Regions from separate parts of the Mus musculus genome. Here region 2 is linked to region 1. Evidence: chromatin loops called from intact Hi-C (ENCODE). Cell type or tissue: left cerebral cortex. All regions are shown on one strand.

What was found. Hi-C counts contacts between places; a loop is a spot of excess contacts. Peaks named below come from ENCODE experiments on the same cell type or tissue, not always from the same donor. Only the 100,000 strongest peaks of a DNase experiment are listed, where the experiment ranks them.
Region 2: it touches region 1 in a loop (4-fold over the local background); 9 of 42 quality-filtered maps call a loop at or near these places.

Annotation. Positions count from the first base shown.
Region 1 is chr13:17,428,601-17,436,600 of GRCm38, reverse strand. The region is part of intron 9 of Sugct (succinyl-CoA glutarate-CoA transferase); the gene reads left to right. Among named protein-coding and RNA genes, the nearest start is that of Gm24873, 8.2 kb to the left of the region's middle. In left cerebral cortex, a CTCF peak has its summit at 3,945 (motif pointing right); a DNase peak (open chromatin) is centred at 3,951.
Region 2 is chr13:16,017,087-16,025,086 of GRCm38, reverse strand. It overlaps Inhba (inhibin beta-A), which reads right to left. Exons shown (of 5, transcript NM_008380.2): 4 at 7,404-7,905. The coding sequence starts at 7,791. It also overlaps the pseudogene B230303A05Rik. Among named protein-coding and RNA genes, the nearest start is that of Inhba, 9.2 kb to the right of the region's middle. In left cerebral cortex, CTCF peaks have their summits at 1,670 and 4,262 (motif pointing left); DNase peaks (open chromatin) are centred at 4,226, 5,687, 7,130, 7,605 and 5 more places; H3K4me3 peaks cover 4,444 bases; H3K27ac peaks cover 4,178 bases.

The DNA.
Region 1 (8,000 bases):
AGTAAATATGAGTTACTGGGTTATAGCAAAAACATTAGATTGGTTTTCTTTTTCTTTTATTTTGGTTTTTGTAATGTTGATAGTTGACTCCAGGACCTCATTGGGTTGTGGAGTGTGTGCTATACCACTTAGTTATAACCCTGGCACTCACACTGCATTTCAGAAAATTCTGCAAAATTTTAAATTAATTAACAGTGACAATTTAAAACTTAAAGTTCATTTTCTGGTAAATTGAAGTGCTAATTTTGTGATCTCTTCCCCTTCTCCCTAAGGTTGGACCAGGTATCATGTGTGTACTTCAAAGCTTCTGAATGCCTCAATTCTCTTAAATTTGAGAATCTTGTTAAAACAAAATGAAGCCTTCTTTGAAGGCCCTGCTTACTTTGAAATAAACTGGCATAGACTTTGCCACAATTCTAAGAAAATAGGTCATTGGGCAGTCCAAGAGGCAGATAAAATTAGGGAGTATTGCCAGCTACTGGCATAGTAGCTGCCAATCTACTTCTCCTGGAAGATACTTAGCTTTCTTTAATTTGAAACAAAATTTCTGAACTTCAGATAATGCTCAAGGACAGTGCATTGTGATGCTTAAAAACTATTTTGATTTTTGAAAATCACAATGGCCTTCAATTAACAGTTGCAGAATTTTAAACATGCTTTATTGCTGGGCAAAGCAGTAAAAGGCACAAGGAGAGGCAATAGATTGGAAAACATTGGAAGGTGTTTTAGAATTTCATCTGCTTCTCTCCCATTCTCAAGACACATGAAGAATTGATATGATTGTATATTTCTTATGCTAACAAATATGCTAACGATTATAAAAAAGGAAGCAAATGTCATTTTGAATAAGAAAGATGTTAAATAGCCATTACAATCAGTAACAAGTTAGTAAGAGGCATTACAACTAAGAGGTGATGTTAATGAGCGATTACTATGCTCCAGTTATTAAATGCTTCATACATATTAATTTAGTCACACAACAGTCATTTAAATAATCATGATATTTATATTAATACTTATATTACAGTATATTTCTCACTTTCCACCAAAGAAACAGAGGAAATGAGAGTTTAGGTAACTTGGTCACAGTCACAATTATGTTATAACTAGGCCTTTAACTTGGGCAGGAGGACCTGGGTCTATGACAGGACCTGGCAGATGATTTTCTGTTTTAATGTCACCTTTGAGAAAGAACTATGTGGCATTTTTCTCTTCATAATTCCCCCCTCAAGGCTGCCAAGAGCAGTTGAAGAGGCGTAAACATTTCAGTTGTTTATTCATTACAGGGATCCTTAATTATGACTTAAAAGCAAATTTCCTTCAGGAAGTCAGATTTTACATCTTCAGAATAAATCTTTTGATTGCATATGTTATAATTGTATTAGAATAGTAATTAGGTCAGTTCGTAGGGAAACAGTTCTCTCTCTCCCCCCATCATTTTAATGAAAATGCAATCTTTTAGCAATGCATGAGATTGGGTGGTTTCAGCTATTGTGAGACTCATGGCTTCTGGTTTTCAAATGGTATTTCCATAAGGTTGTAGGCTGGGGCAGGAGTCGGAGACAGAAGATCTATTTGGGACATGAGAGGATAAGCTTGAAAGAAAACAAGTAGACACATTTCCAAAAATTCCAACTTCATATCAAAGGAAGAAGTTCTCCTTTTTCTGCATTTGTTAGATTGAAATAGAGGTTCTACTGCTTGTAAAACGTATTTGTTCCAGGTTAATAATTTTGTAATAAGACAGGACTGGAAAGTGGTTTTCATGCATGTTTGTATGTTTTAGAGATTACAGAATGGTCTCCTTCTTTGTTGGAAATTGGTTGTAGGCCATAGGCTGGTAGAACTAGAAACTAAGTCTACTCTAGAGCAGAGGGAGACTTTGGTAAGAGGAGTCATGTATGGCCTGCAGGGCTCCTCTGGGGAGGAGAGATTAATTTACTGTTAAGAGACTAGGCTGTGGTGTCTGTGACCCCTCGGGCTCTTTCACAAGAGTCTCTGAGCTCTGCCTGATCTTTGGCTGTGGGTCTCTGCATCTGTTTTTCTCTGCCACTGGATGAAGCCTCCTAGGAAACAATTATGCTAGGCTCCTGCATGCAAGCTTAGTAGAGTATCATTAAAAGTGTCAGAAGTTGGCTCTCTCCTATGGAATGTGTCTCAAGTTGGACCAGTCATTAGTTGGCCATTCCCTCAATCTCTGCTTCATTTTTATCCCTGTGCATCTTGTAGGCAGGACAAATTTTGGGCTTGGCTACAGGAGGTGGCCACTTCACTCTCCATTGCCCCAGCTTCTAGGAGTCTCAGATAGGGTCAACCCCATAGACTTCTGGAAGCCTCCTCCATTCCACATCTCCCACTAGTCCCAGAGATGCCCCACACAGATTTCTGTTCTCTCTCTCAGCCTTCTCCCACACCCCTCCGCACAGCTGATCCCCATTCCCATTCCCTGTCTCACTCCTTCTTCTACCCAGGTCCCTCTCTCCATCTGCCTCTGATATCTATTTTATTTCCCTTTCTGAGTGAGATTCAAGCTTCCTACCTTGGGCACTCCTTATTACTTAGTTTATTTTGGGTCTGTAGATTGTATCATGGTTATCCTGTACTTTATGGCTAATGTCCATTTATAAGTGAATACATACCATGTGTGCATTTCTGGGTTTGGGTTACCTCACTGAGAATGATATTTTCTACTTCCATCTATTTGCCTTCAAATTTCATGATGTTGTTGTTTTTAATAGTATTCCATTGTGTATATGTACCACATTTTCTTTATCCATTCTTCAGTTGAAGGACATCTAAGTTGGTTCCAGTTTCTGGCTATTACCACAAAAAGGTCTACACAGTTAATTAACCTGGGCCCATGATAGCTCACAGAGACTGAACCACCAACTAAAGATCATGCAGTGGCTCCACTTAGGACTCTCACAATTTCTAGCAGATGTGTGGGTGCCCTAACAACTGGAACAGGGGCAGTCTTTAATTCTGTTGCCCTCCAGTGGATCTCTTTCCTCTAGCTGAATTGCCTGCACAGGCTTCAGTTGGAGAGGATATTAGTCCTGCTGGGACTGATGTCCTGGGTCAGGGTAGTACCTAAGGGGGCTTCCCCTTCTCTGAGTAGAATGTGATGGAGCAATAGGAGGAGGAATTTGTGAGGGTAGCACAGGGGCCTGCAATAGGGATGTAAAGTGAATAAATGACAACATCATTTTGCTAACTTCAAAATAACAAAAAAAATACTAGACTGATAATTCTGTGTAGAGGTCAAGGTTCTTTAGAATAAGTCACACAGTTCTGGATTTGGGCAGCAGTTGGAGTTTCTGTAGTTATGCTTCTTAGAAGTTCTTAGAAATAAACCCAGAAAAATGTATTAAAATTCTGAATAGGTTTGTTACCTTACCATGGTGGATCCCTATTCAAAAACGAATTAACTTGAGTAGTGGGAGAAAAATTGAGCTCTGAAACAAGTAAAAATTAATACTAAAATTCAGTTAGGGTCTAGCTGTATATATAGTTCAGTGGCAGAATGTTTCTTTCTACGTTCATGGACTCTAGTTCCATCCCCAGTATTGCAAACCAAAAGTCTACAAGGGGTGTTTGCAATGAAAGGGAATATATATTGTATTCAGTGCTGAAGTGAATATGTATTGGAGACCTGAGCAGACAGGGAACAGCATTTATGCTGCTGAGCGGGGCTATGAAGTCGGAACACTGACAGAGTCAAGGGTCCCTTTGACCCACTTGTCTTCTGAGGGTAGGAACAGATGTGAGCTCTCTTGGGACATGGCTCCAATGAGAGGTCTAGGAATGGCAGCAGGGGTATCATCTGCGTGTTTGTTAGATGTGACAGGCTCTGGTTCACTCTTCCAGCAGAGATTCACTCTCACATTAGGCTTTGGGAATCCTTGCTCTAATTTGAATCCCCCCTTAGTCATTTCAGGAAGAGTCCACTAGATGTCACTCTTGTAACCTGGTAACGGGATTGTAAATTTCAGTTGGGCCTTGCAAGAATTTCCGACCAAGATCTTATTATTAGATGATTTCCACCCCCCTCCCCCTCAGGGCTACTGATATACACACTGATTATTTAAGGTAAAATTACCTTTCTTCTTTGGTTCAAAGTATTCATAGGGATTCCTGGAAACGATTTTCATTTTGTTGAATTACCACTGCTGTTCACTGTCTTCCCCCACCCCACTTTTTGCAGGAGTTGGTCTGTCATTATATAACCTTAGCATGGGGTATGCTGCTAATTCTTTGAGCTGAGAGAGTACTACTCTGGGCTGCACACACTAACATACAGGCTTGATCTCTGTGGAAATTGTTGAGACTAGAAAGGAATGAAGGCTGGACTGTGGAAATAGCATCAACCTGGGATGTGCTTGCTGGAGGAAGTGCCAGCCTTTCTGCGATCTTGGAATGTCTCTAGGGTAGTTTTATAAAGAAGACTATGTCTTCCCAGGAAAAAAAGTTTAACTATAATCTTGTAGGGAGTTAGTTTCAACCATGGAATGAATGTAAGCACATTTGCAGGTACAGTAACATCCTGAGGGAGATTTTATATTTTGAGAGATGTATCAGGTGCTTATGAAAGGACCTGTTAACAGCTGGTTAGGTCTGCATGTTAGAAAAGACAGTTGGACAGATTAAAGACCATGCTTTAGAAAAGCCCAGCCTGAGAAAGCTAGTTTCTTGAAATAAAACAACTACTTGCGCAGTTCTTCCTTAGTCTGATGTGGGTTTTCATCTGTTGCAACAAATGTAGCGGAAAAAGGAATAAAGTAACAGGTGTGTGTATATCTGACTGTGTTTCCTGAGCCTGTGTATTTCCTTTTATGGAGGGAGGGGCGCCTGATTTGTAACATGCATCGCTAAATGAATGAAAATGTTTACTCTAATTAATTTCAGCAAAGAAAAATGCCTATCCACCGGAAAGCAATATAGCTTTAGCTTAAATGCGATCGTCGTTTGTTGGGAAGGCAGTTGGGATGTTTCCTTCAAACTTTAAGATTCCTTCCTAGGTTGTTTATTAGGACTTGATCAATGGGAAAGGAATTAATTTTACAATATTTTTCCTAAAATAATTTTTTATGTTTTCAAAGCAGTACTTAAGTTGCAGAAAACATCCCTAAAATGGTTGTTTCCAATTGTAGCCACCATGAGAACTTTTACTCCTGTGAAGATATGGTTTTAGTTGACCATCCTCTTTCCAGTTGAATATTGCCCATCATTTCCTTTTGATTGTTACTCCTGAGGCACACAGCCGCCAAGGATAGCATCATATGAGGACGTGCTGTTTGGCTTGTAGCAGGGGCTTGGGAATTAAGTCCTTTGAAGCACTGATTCATTCTGCAGAAGATCTTCATTTATTTAATAGTTGAAAATACTGTCTGCCTCAGGGTTGTGGTGATGAATTGGCACATCAGTGTGTTGAATGTCTGTAGCATAGTGTCTGGTGTCTACTGTGTGTTTAGTATAAATACTATGTACCAAGGTACTTAACGGTACCTTTTAAAGTCATTTCTGTACCTACCCCAGCCACAGACCTATAGTTACTTGCATTTTTCAGCTGTTACAACAGCTCAACAACTGTGACAGAAGCCCCTGTTCTAATAATATACCTTTACCAAAGAGCTCCAGAATATGCATAAGTCTACTTTTTCCTCAGCCTGGGAAATGTATCCCTGAGGATGAAAGGGTGTTAGCAGGATCAGAATAGCCAAATTGAAGAGTGGTAGGAAGAAAATCAATCCTAGAACAAAAGCAGGGAGAGAATTTCTCCTTACAACCTACATTGAAATCCTAAGTGAAAATTCACTTCTGTGTTTAAAATGGTGATCCAGCTCAATATAACAGCACCTTATACCACAGGCTAGCCTATAGGACTGTTAGTAGTATATCAAGGCTAGCCTATGATCCAAATCACTTTTTAAAGGCATTTTTTATTAGATATTTTCTTCATTTACATTTCAAATGCTATCCCCAAGGCCCCCTTTACCCTCCCCCTGTCCGCTCCCCAACCCACCCACTCCTGCTTCCTGGTCCTGGCATTACCCTGTATTTGGGCATATAATCTTCGCAATACCAAGGGCCTCTCCTCCTATTGATGGCCATCTAGGCCATCCTCTGCTACATATGCAACACAGCTCTGGGGGTACTGGTTAGTTCATATTGTTGTTCCTCCTATAGGGTTGCAGACCCCTTTAGCTCCTTGGGTACTTTCTCTAGCTCCTTCATTAGGGGCTCTGTGTTCCATCCAAATAACTATTTTTAAGGTTGGCTTTAAGGAGAAAAGTAAAATGCAAATCGGAATATCCTGCTTGAATTTTTGCACAATAGATTCCTAATTGCCCCTTTTTATTGTGTTTAATATGTTGAGATATGCCCAACCCCTTTTAAGTTCAGGAAGGACTTCTAGGATTTTAGTAGTAATAACTCATACCTTGATGTTTTTGGAATATTACTTGGGTAGAAACTTTCCACTCTAAGAGAGATACTGAAAAGCTGTCTGAAAAACAACCTAAGTCCCTTTTTGTGTTTCTACCATGAACAGCGCTGTGCAGTTCCTGGACAATGGCTTTTGATTATTCGTGATAAAGACTGAAACCAGCATCAGCTGTGTTCATATGCTATTTCAGATGGACAAGGATACAGAGTTAAACATGAGCACTATGAATTAGAAAAATAAACTCATTTTCTTTCTTGCTAGAGTTTTGAACTACACATTGTATTTCTTTTTTTTCCAATTTTTAAAAATTAGGTATTTTCTTCATTTACATTTCAAATGCTATCCCAAAAGTCCCCCATAACCCCCCACCCCCCCAATTCCCCTACCCACCCACTCCCACTTCTTGGCCCTGGAGTTCCCCGGTGGTTAATATTAATGTATACATTTGGCAATTGGTTAAAATGCATCTCATAAAATCTTAAAAGAGGGGAAAACCATCCCCCTCCAATATGTCATTATTGTTTCCATTGTAGGAGTCAGATTAGTTAAGTTCAGTCCTAGTTCAAAGAAATGGGGCCGGGGGGGGGTGGCGAGGACTAGGGAACAAGACTTATAATGGTGTCACTGTGTAGACTGGGAAAGAATCTGAGGTTTGTCCAGCAAATATAATGGTGCATTGAGGTGGTGTGTTAATGTGGGGGGCCGGAAAATGAGTTCAGTGTTTAGTGACTCTGTTAAGTAGCAGCTTAGGGTTTAACCTAAAAATTGGGAGAAAGTTGATAAGTGCAGAGAAAGCATGGGACTCGGTTTGATCCGGACCTCTCTAGAGCTATGGTCGCAGGCTGTGGAAGGAGAGGGGGAGGGAAGGAATTCAGTGTGAAGATACCTTAGTGATGACAGCTAAGCTGTTCATCTAGTCAGGAAACCCACAGTTCTGCCAAACAGTGAAGGCTCCAGCTTACCTTCAGATGGGGGAGATAAACTGTGGGATCATAAAAAGAACAGCAAGCAAGGCTCCTCATTCCACCTCCCTTTCATAAGTTTTGCAGTCTGAGTAAAAAACTAATAGACATCCATGAAAGCTGATACTTATTGGTTGTGGGACTCGGAAGGAACTTCAGTGATGTGGGAAAGGAGCTCCAGGGACTAAACAGCCACCAAAGAGTACACATGGTGGGAATCATGGCTCCAGCCGCATATGTAGCAGAGGATGGCCCAGTTAGCCATCAATGGGAGGAGAGACCCTTGATCCTGTGAAGGCTCTATGCCCCAGTGTAGGGGAATGCCAGGGACAGGAAGAGGGAGTGGGTGGGTTGATGAGCAGGGGAAGGGGTGAACGGATAGGAGTTTTTTTGGGGGGAAACCAGGAAAGGAGATAACATTTGAAATGTAAATAAAGAAAATATCTAATTAAAAAAAAACCCTTAAAAATTTTGCACAAAGAAGTGGTGAAACAGGAGGTGTATAATACAAACTGAGATAAGAATGCAGAGAACAGTGATGAGAGAATGGTTCTCTGTGAATGGGACATCGTGCTCAGGAATACTGTGCTACT
Region 2 (8,000 bases), 1.4 Mb after region 1:
CTGTCGTGCTGTACCAAGCAGAGGTGGGTAACTGTTTGATTACTAACCAATGGGAGCAAATTAGCATTGAACTGCCTTACATTAAGAAAGCAACTCCAAAAAAAAAACATAAAAAGAAAGAAAGAAAGAAAAGAAAAGAAAAAAAGCAACTCCTATCTCTGAATTCCTTATTTTTACCTCTGTTCATCTAAACTGCACCAAATCAATACCAAAAGCATGTTCCACTTTCTATATGCTTTTAAAAGAGAATATATCCCAGCAACTATTCATATCTACCTAGTTAAAGAGCCAGATCCTTGATGTTTCCTTCTCTTTGCACAGCGCAGTTTCAAATGCTCTGCCGCGGAAGGAAGGCTGTTCTGTGCATGGTACCCTGCAGATCCCCAGCTCCGTCTAGCCCACCCTGTAAACTATGACCAGAGTATTGATCAATTCTCAAAATCCCCTGTTATCTGTCTAGAAGATGGGGTAGTAGAGGCATTCCTCTGAGTGACTTCATATTTTTGTTAGGAGTTAAAATAAATAATTAAGAGGAGATATTGATTCCATAGCATATAAAAGCAAGGACCAGTGAGGAAAAAAAACATGGTAATAGTTTTTGAAAGTGGAATCCTATCTCACCCTTTGGTAAGGTTGAGGGAGTTTATTGTTGGTTTGTTGTTTTTACGAGCATACAGTGGTAAGGTACAGGAGGGAAGGGCAGAGGGGTCCAGAGAGATTAGGGAGAAGGAGAGATAGGCTAAAGAGGGCTTGGAACAACTCAGGTTCCTTTGCTGTATGGGATGCATCTGCTATTACCTTTAGAAAAAATGCCACCTAGCTTCCCATCATTTTTCCTTCCTGCCTCTAGGCAGGACCCTTTCTAAAACTCTGAGCTTCTCAAGGTGTCAGACAGAGAAAACAAAAGTAGCAGCCAAATTAGAGAAGCCAGTGGAGACTGTTTTTTCTCTAGGAAACAGCACCTGCCTGCCTCCTGCCTGGCAAGGTTCAGTAGGTCTCAGGCAACCTCCTCCCAAACTCTGGACTGCCCCCATCCACACTTAGCATGGGTGTGAGGGTAAGGAGGCAAACAAGAGGTGCTGACCTGCTCAACACCGGGCTTCCCATGAACTGTCCTGGGCTGACAACTGCAGATGCTGCAGTAGGGACAAGAGAGGATTAATTGGCATGCTAGAACAAGTGACAGTGCATAGGAGCTGCTTTTTATCATGGCCAGCAGGGCTGAGACCAGGTGCTCCTGTTACACAGCCTACAGGATGGCACCTAATTTCATGGGAACAAGTTTCTAATGCGTGAGGTAGCCCCACCCCTTCTTCACAGGCGGCTGTACTTGGAAGCAAATGATTTAGTGTTCCTGCAAGAGGATCGTACAAAGAGAGTGCTCATTAGAGGGGGCTCAGTCTGTCAGGTGTTGTTACATTAGGCTCAGAGAGTCGTCATAAAATGACTTTCAGGCTGGTCTTGGCTGACAATTAACTGCAAGCCATTGCCTGTATGTCACGGGAGGCAGGAGCACTGATTTATGCAGCAGTTTAATTATCCAGCCGAAAGCTTCTGCTCCCTGTATTTGTATCCATTCTAGCTTGCTTCATCTCTCCCCCATATTTCTGACATTTGGATTTTCCCCTACTAATTGACATGCCTGTCCCCTCCTTCTCCTGGTGTCCATTTCTGGAACTGCTATTTGTGTATTGCATGATATTTTATCAGGGAAAAAAAAAAATAAAACTGAGATCCAATTTCATGAAAATGCTGTTGCCGTATGCCCAGGAGGACAGGGGGAGGAGAGAATCAAGTCTTCCTCCATCTACCTCACGCGCAGGTACATTTTACAAGTTCTATTGTATTGTGACTTATTAAGCAGTGCATTTTTTTTTCTTTTCCCTTAGCTTTCATTGCAGAGGGTGTGTGTGAGGGGTGGGGGGGTGAGATGGACGAAAGCTGAAGTGGACTGACCGTTTATCAGATCTGTTGGTTTCAGAAATATATTACAACTCTCCAGTTAGTTACATAACGATCAAAAATATAATTAGTAGATGTTCTATTCCCTTTATCTCTATTACCTGGGAGAAATTACTCTATTGCAATGTCGTTTCCAGGAGGCCCCAAGCTGAACATGTAATGATTTGGAAAAAGGAAGAAAGATATCTTAAGGATGAAATGTTTAGGCTCAAGTTCTCATCTGTTTCAGACCTGATTTAAGTATCTGGTGCTGTGAAATCCTGAAATGAATGCCTTCCCACAATGCTGCGGCATAAAACATGGCGCTGGTGTGTACAGGTGTGTACTGGGTTCCTCCACCAGGCCGCAGCTCCCCAGCTAGAGCTGCTTGCGCGTAACCTTTCATTAACTACTCCCTGGTAACATTCTTTTCCTCCTCTGTGCTATTTTTTGTCCTGAGGCTTGTGAGCAAGGCTTGGATCATACAGCCTGCTCTGACTGAGTAACTCAGCATCAGAGTCCCACGCAAACCCATGTGGGTGATAATATCTCATCACCGAAGCCCCCATGAGCTTGGTGGACACGCACCAAAGCAGAAGAAAATGGGCAGAACACTCAGTAGGGATAAATTTTGTACCTTATAGAGAATACCATTGAAATGCTGCCTGGTGGGGGACCTTGAGAGAAAGTCTACATAAGCCTAAAAGAAGGATGTTTGTAGCAATTCTCTTTTGCTTTCAGGGGTTCTCACTAGCTTGATCATGAAGGTATGCCAAGGCTTAAGTAAACAGGCTCCTTTTTACTTAAAAGGTATGCAAATTCCACATACACAAAAGTCCTCCTCTCAGATTTGTGGGATATCTGATAATTCCCCATTAAATAATCAGTATACACATAAAGTTTCAGCTTAATTAGTCTGGTTTTCCTCATCAACATCCTGGGTAAAATATGCTGCCCTTTTACAAATCGGTAATAATGACGTCTCTGTTAATGTAGAAAGCCTTGGCATTCACAGTGCACATTTAAACTTGCCATGAGGGGAGCACAGCTCTGCTGTAAAATATGTGTTACTTAAATTTTCCATTCTTCATCAAGTTTCCCTGTGCCTAGATACAGTACAGTCAGGAGCATGAAGGGCCTACACTACAGCCTGTGCGTTCTCTCGGGCACTAAGTCGGCCTCTGGATGGCTTCCAGAGGTGTCTGCGGAAGGCAGCGAGTAAGATCTGAAAGGTTATTTTTCCTTTGACCTACAGTAGAGAATTTTGCCATTGCAGGTATATTAGCTTGCTTGTATAAATTATCCTGTCTAACCATTTAGCTTTAATACCTCTCCTTGGGATCCATTTTTTAATTATTTGTAACTCTTCAGGCCTGAGTCACTTAACATCCATTGCTTTTTCCATTTAAATAATGATGTAAAGGGTTAAATGTCCAAAACAAGCAGCTTACTTCATAATATAAATTAAAAGAAAAAAAAAACCCTAAAGAGTCAACCCAAGAGTTTTTTTTCCTAGAATTCCTCAAAACGTTTACACTTTTAATGTTGGACCCAGGAACGAGTCAAGCATAAAGCATTCTGAACTAAAGCGAAGAGATCATACTCAAGTTTGATGTAAGAAGGGCCAAGACAAATAAGTATTTTCATGTGAAGTGCCTGGGAAGGTTCTCCTTCTCCATGTGAAAACTGCATCTCTCCCCTGACATCTCCCCATTCCCACTTCAGTCCACCCACTCTACAGGCAAAACCCCGTGCTCATCTCTTGGCACATCCTTCCCCCACGGTTTCTCTCCACACTCTCAGCGAGAAACAAATGCGTCCTCTGCAGCTGAACTCCATGTTCCTACCAGACGTTAAATAAATAGTCTCTTTTTCCTCCCTGTTGCAAGTCACTTGTCATTTGTCCCTTGTGAAAAGCATTGATAAGGCAGGCAAACTAGGAAGCAGAATTGGGGGGGGGGGGGACGGAAGATGTTTGTTAGGGAAAGACTGCGCTCACATCACTGTAGCTGATGATTCTCCCACATCCCAAGCCCTGCTTTGTTTGTTTTTGAATTGTATCACTCCTCTGCTGCCCATGGAGCTGTGGAATTTTCATGTGGACCCCAGCACTTTCAGTGCTGTGACTCAATGTATTCTTAAAGGTAGCTGTGCATCCCCCAGCCTATAAAACCTGAACTCTGCAGGAAGGTGGGGATGTAGGGAGGAAGTAACTGATATTCTTCAAGATTAAGGTGCTACAGGCTGGGGCTTCAAGTACCCACAAAACTGCCTTTCTCAGAGTAGCTGAGGGTTTAGGGATGCGCCCTCTTGTGGCCAGTCTTTTTCAAATTCAGATAAGTGTGAAACCTTAAAGGTTTCTCAAGACAGGTCAAAAGAAAGGTTGGGGATGGAGCTATTGGTGTTTACTTCATTTGGAGATGGCTTTCTTAGGGTGTGGAGAAGTAGTCTTCAGGTGACCTCATTTCTAATTCAAATCTTCTTTTCCTGGTGTCCTCCACGAGGGGGGAGGGAGCTACTTTAGACAACACCTGAGCAGTATATACTTTTGCAGGTATCACTTCTATTGTTTCTATATCCTACGTAGCAAGAACTCCAGTAAGCTAATTGTGAAAATCAGCAGCTGACCATGCCACAATCTATGCAGACGCAACAGCAGGCTGGTACTATACATTCACTGAGCATCAACTATAAAGAAGGAAAAGCAGAAAAAACTCAGTGCATTGGTAGAGAAGGCCAATTTCATTGACAATTAAGTTACAGTCACTGGATTGGCTTGACTCTCCCATACTGCTGTTCCTCTGAAGAAAAATCAGGAGTAATGGTATGGGGCCAGTCATGCAATAAATATGCTAACTTTGGGAAGCACTCTTGGGTGACACTTATAAAAATAAAATCAATTTCACTTATTGGGACAGATTGCAGGGAGCTTGAGAGTGAATATCTGCTGCTTAGCCAATGCAATTCAAATCAACTTCACAAAACCAAAATACTTCCCACCTGAACACAGGACAAATTCACTTAAAAGGTCAGAGTACCACAGCCCTTACAGTCCCTTCAGTCTCATGTTTTTCTCAGCTTTATCTAATAATCTTGAGTGAAGAGGCCAAAGTAAAACATACATTCCCATACCAGGGATCTTGCTATTGAAAAGCACATCTATAGTATGTTTACAGGTAACAGTCATTGACTGCACCCTATGTTGTCCAAATGGTTATAAAGAAAAGAAAAAAAAAAAAACTGCCCTTCTCTATTCTTGAAATGTGTTAGTTACTACATAGCAAAATAGAATTGTTCCAAAAACAACAAGACAGATCTTTGTAGTTCATTTTCACATATTTTCTCTAGCTAATCAGATAATAAATATATTTCCTGAATAAGCAACATGCTTATGTCACACCCTATGCTACTTGGAGAGTAGGTTGTACACTATGATCTTACTTGCATTTGTGAAATTATATTAAATCAACTTGAAGTCAATGTGTGCTACTTCTCACATGAGAAAATAAGCAATTGTAACAAAAACACCATGTTCCTGGACTAGAAGGAGTTTCCTCTTATAAATTTTACACTCAGTCAATGTGTGAGTCCAGTGAATCACTGATGTAAATAGTAGCTCATTTTCTCTCAAACTAAACAACAGAGAAGCAAAACTGACAGGATCCCACTTAAGTGAGAGATCCATTAGCACTGAGAAGGTCAGAAGTAAAAAGAACGAAAATGACCTAATTCTTTGCCCTACCTCTAACTGCCAAGTGATAGGTTTTCTGTACAAGCCTTGTAAGTCAGAGGGAAGGACAGAGTGCTAACATCCACTGTGCCATTAAACATGGTGGAAGTCACACATATACCTAGTCACATGATACAATTGATTCCAAGTTAGTAGAAACTGCAGTTGTGGCCAACACAGGGGAAGCTTGTACATAGAGTCTTATATGAGTCACATTGTGTCAGGACCAGGGCCAATCTCCTAAAGCAGGGAACCCACCCCTCACACACCAACCAACGCTGGAGAGGTTTTCTTTCTCACCTGTCTTTCCTCAATATGGCTCAGGAAATAAAGTCTCAATGACCAAGGTTTGGGGAACTGGGTCAAAAAAGGAACTAGTTAAGGAAGTAGGACATGGACAGAACTAACCTGTCTAAGGAGCTGGTGGGGTACCAAGGCTTCCTGTGGGTGAAGCCACCAAGCCAGCTGTCTCCTCTCCCCCCTCCCCGAAAGAAGGATGCCCAGGTCTTGCACAGCTTTCTTGAAAACAGAACATCTGAGTTAACAGGCTTTCAGGATTGGAAATTTTGAGTGTTGCCTTAATTGTTTATACTGCTGCAGCAAACTTTTAAACAAAATGCTGGGAGTCCCTGCACACACTTCACTAGCCCATATGCTCCACCAAACAAAACAATGGCATTCCTTTCAAATGGCTTTGGCAAGGGATCCTATTCCTTAGCCTGGCATTTAACATGAAAGTAAAGAGGTTTTAGAACATCTGTGTGCCCGGTCCCCACAGATTGGCAGTAAGATCTGTATCCTCATGACTGGAGAGGAGTTCTCAGTTTCGAGCCTGGGCTTTGGACAGGTATTTTTCTCCACAGCAACAGGTTAGTGTGGTCCTGAGCCAATGATTAGAATCCATGAAAGTTTTTCCTCTTAAGGATTGAGTCGTTCAGCATAGGGTCTGAGAGCCCATTGTCAAGATTGTATTCCTTGGCAAAAAGTAGTTAGTCACTTTACAAAAAATAAAATTGAGTTGGGGGTAAGGTTCGCTGGCTTTTTGTTGATGTCGCTCGTTGCTTCTGTTTTTATTTTGTTTTTGTTCTAACAGCAAAAGTTTCAGTGTTCCAAAATTAATCACTAATTCAATACCCTACGAGTTGCTCTTTGCTTCTTCGGTGGGTTTTTCATAGAGGTAGGTTTTCCAGAGGTGAAAATGATTGTCACTAATAAATATGCCCAGAGTCTGGCTCCAATGTGGCCCCAGATCAGACATTTAAAGGAAATTTGTTCTCAGACAGAGCCATCATCAGTGCCTTTGCACTCGGCCCCCAGGCTCTCTCACTCCTACCCCAGAAAAACTTTGGATGGGGTCCAGATGCTGCCTCTGCACCCCCAAACCCCCAAATGCCCTGCTTTCATCTGCCTGATCAAATCTGGTTTCCTAGGCAGGGCAGTCAGGGAGCCCCAAGCAGACTGCTTTCCAGCTCCAGACTGGCCCAAGAGCTTCCTCTCTGGGTAACCGCTGAGTTTATTTAGCAAGTGTAAGCTAGCCATTGCGGGGCAGGGCTCCCTGGCAAAGAAGTCCTTTCCCCCTCCTCTGCCACTCCGGCGCCGCCGCCACCGCCACCACCTAATAACTAATAACCTCCCCGGACACTCTTGAGCTGGAGGGAAAGAAGTTCCTGCTAGGACTGTCAACGAAATACATTTCCCCGCCCCCGCCCCCACTCCCAATGCCAGCACCCACCTGACTCGGCAAAGGTGATGATCTCCGAGGTCTGCTCCATGAGTTCATTCATTTCGGCCCTCCTGCCAATGTCGTCCTCTATCTCCACATACCCGTTCTCCCCCACTTTACCCACATGAAGCTTTCTGATCGCGTTGAGAAGCGCCGCCTTGGGCACCGGCTGGGTGACATCGGGTCTCTTCTTCAAGTGCAGCATGTTTAAGATGTGCTTCTTGACAGCCTCTACCATCTCTGGCTGAGAGTTAGGTCCATCCTTCGGAAGGGTGGCCAGCGCACAGGACGGGCAGTCCGGGGCTGAGCCGTGCCCCTCGGATCCTGGGGTGGGGGAACTCCTCACTATAATCCAGCAACTTGCCAACAGAAATCCTCTCAGCCAAAGCAAGGGCATCCTGGCAGCAAAAGTCGTGTGGTTGCCTTCTTTAAAGGCCCTGCTTTTCCTCCCCACCCCTCACGCACAGGTTTTTTTGGACTTTTTTTTTCCTTCTCCTCTTCAGCAAATTCTCTGGAACAAGAGCAAAAAGTTTTCTGTGAAGTTTTGTTTGCAGGTTCCCTCTCTGAATGCAGTCAGTGCTGTAGGTTTGTGGCTGTCAGGGAGGA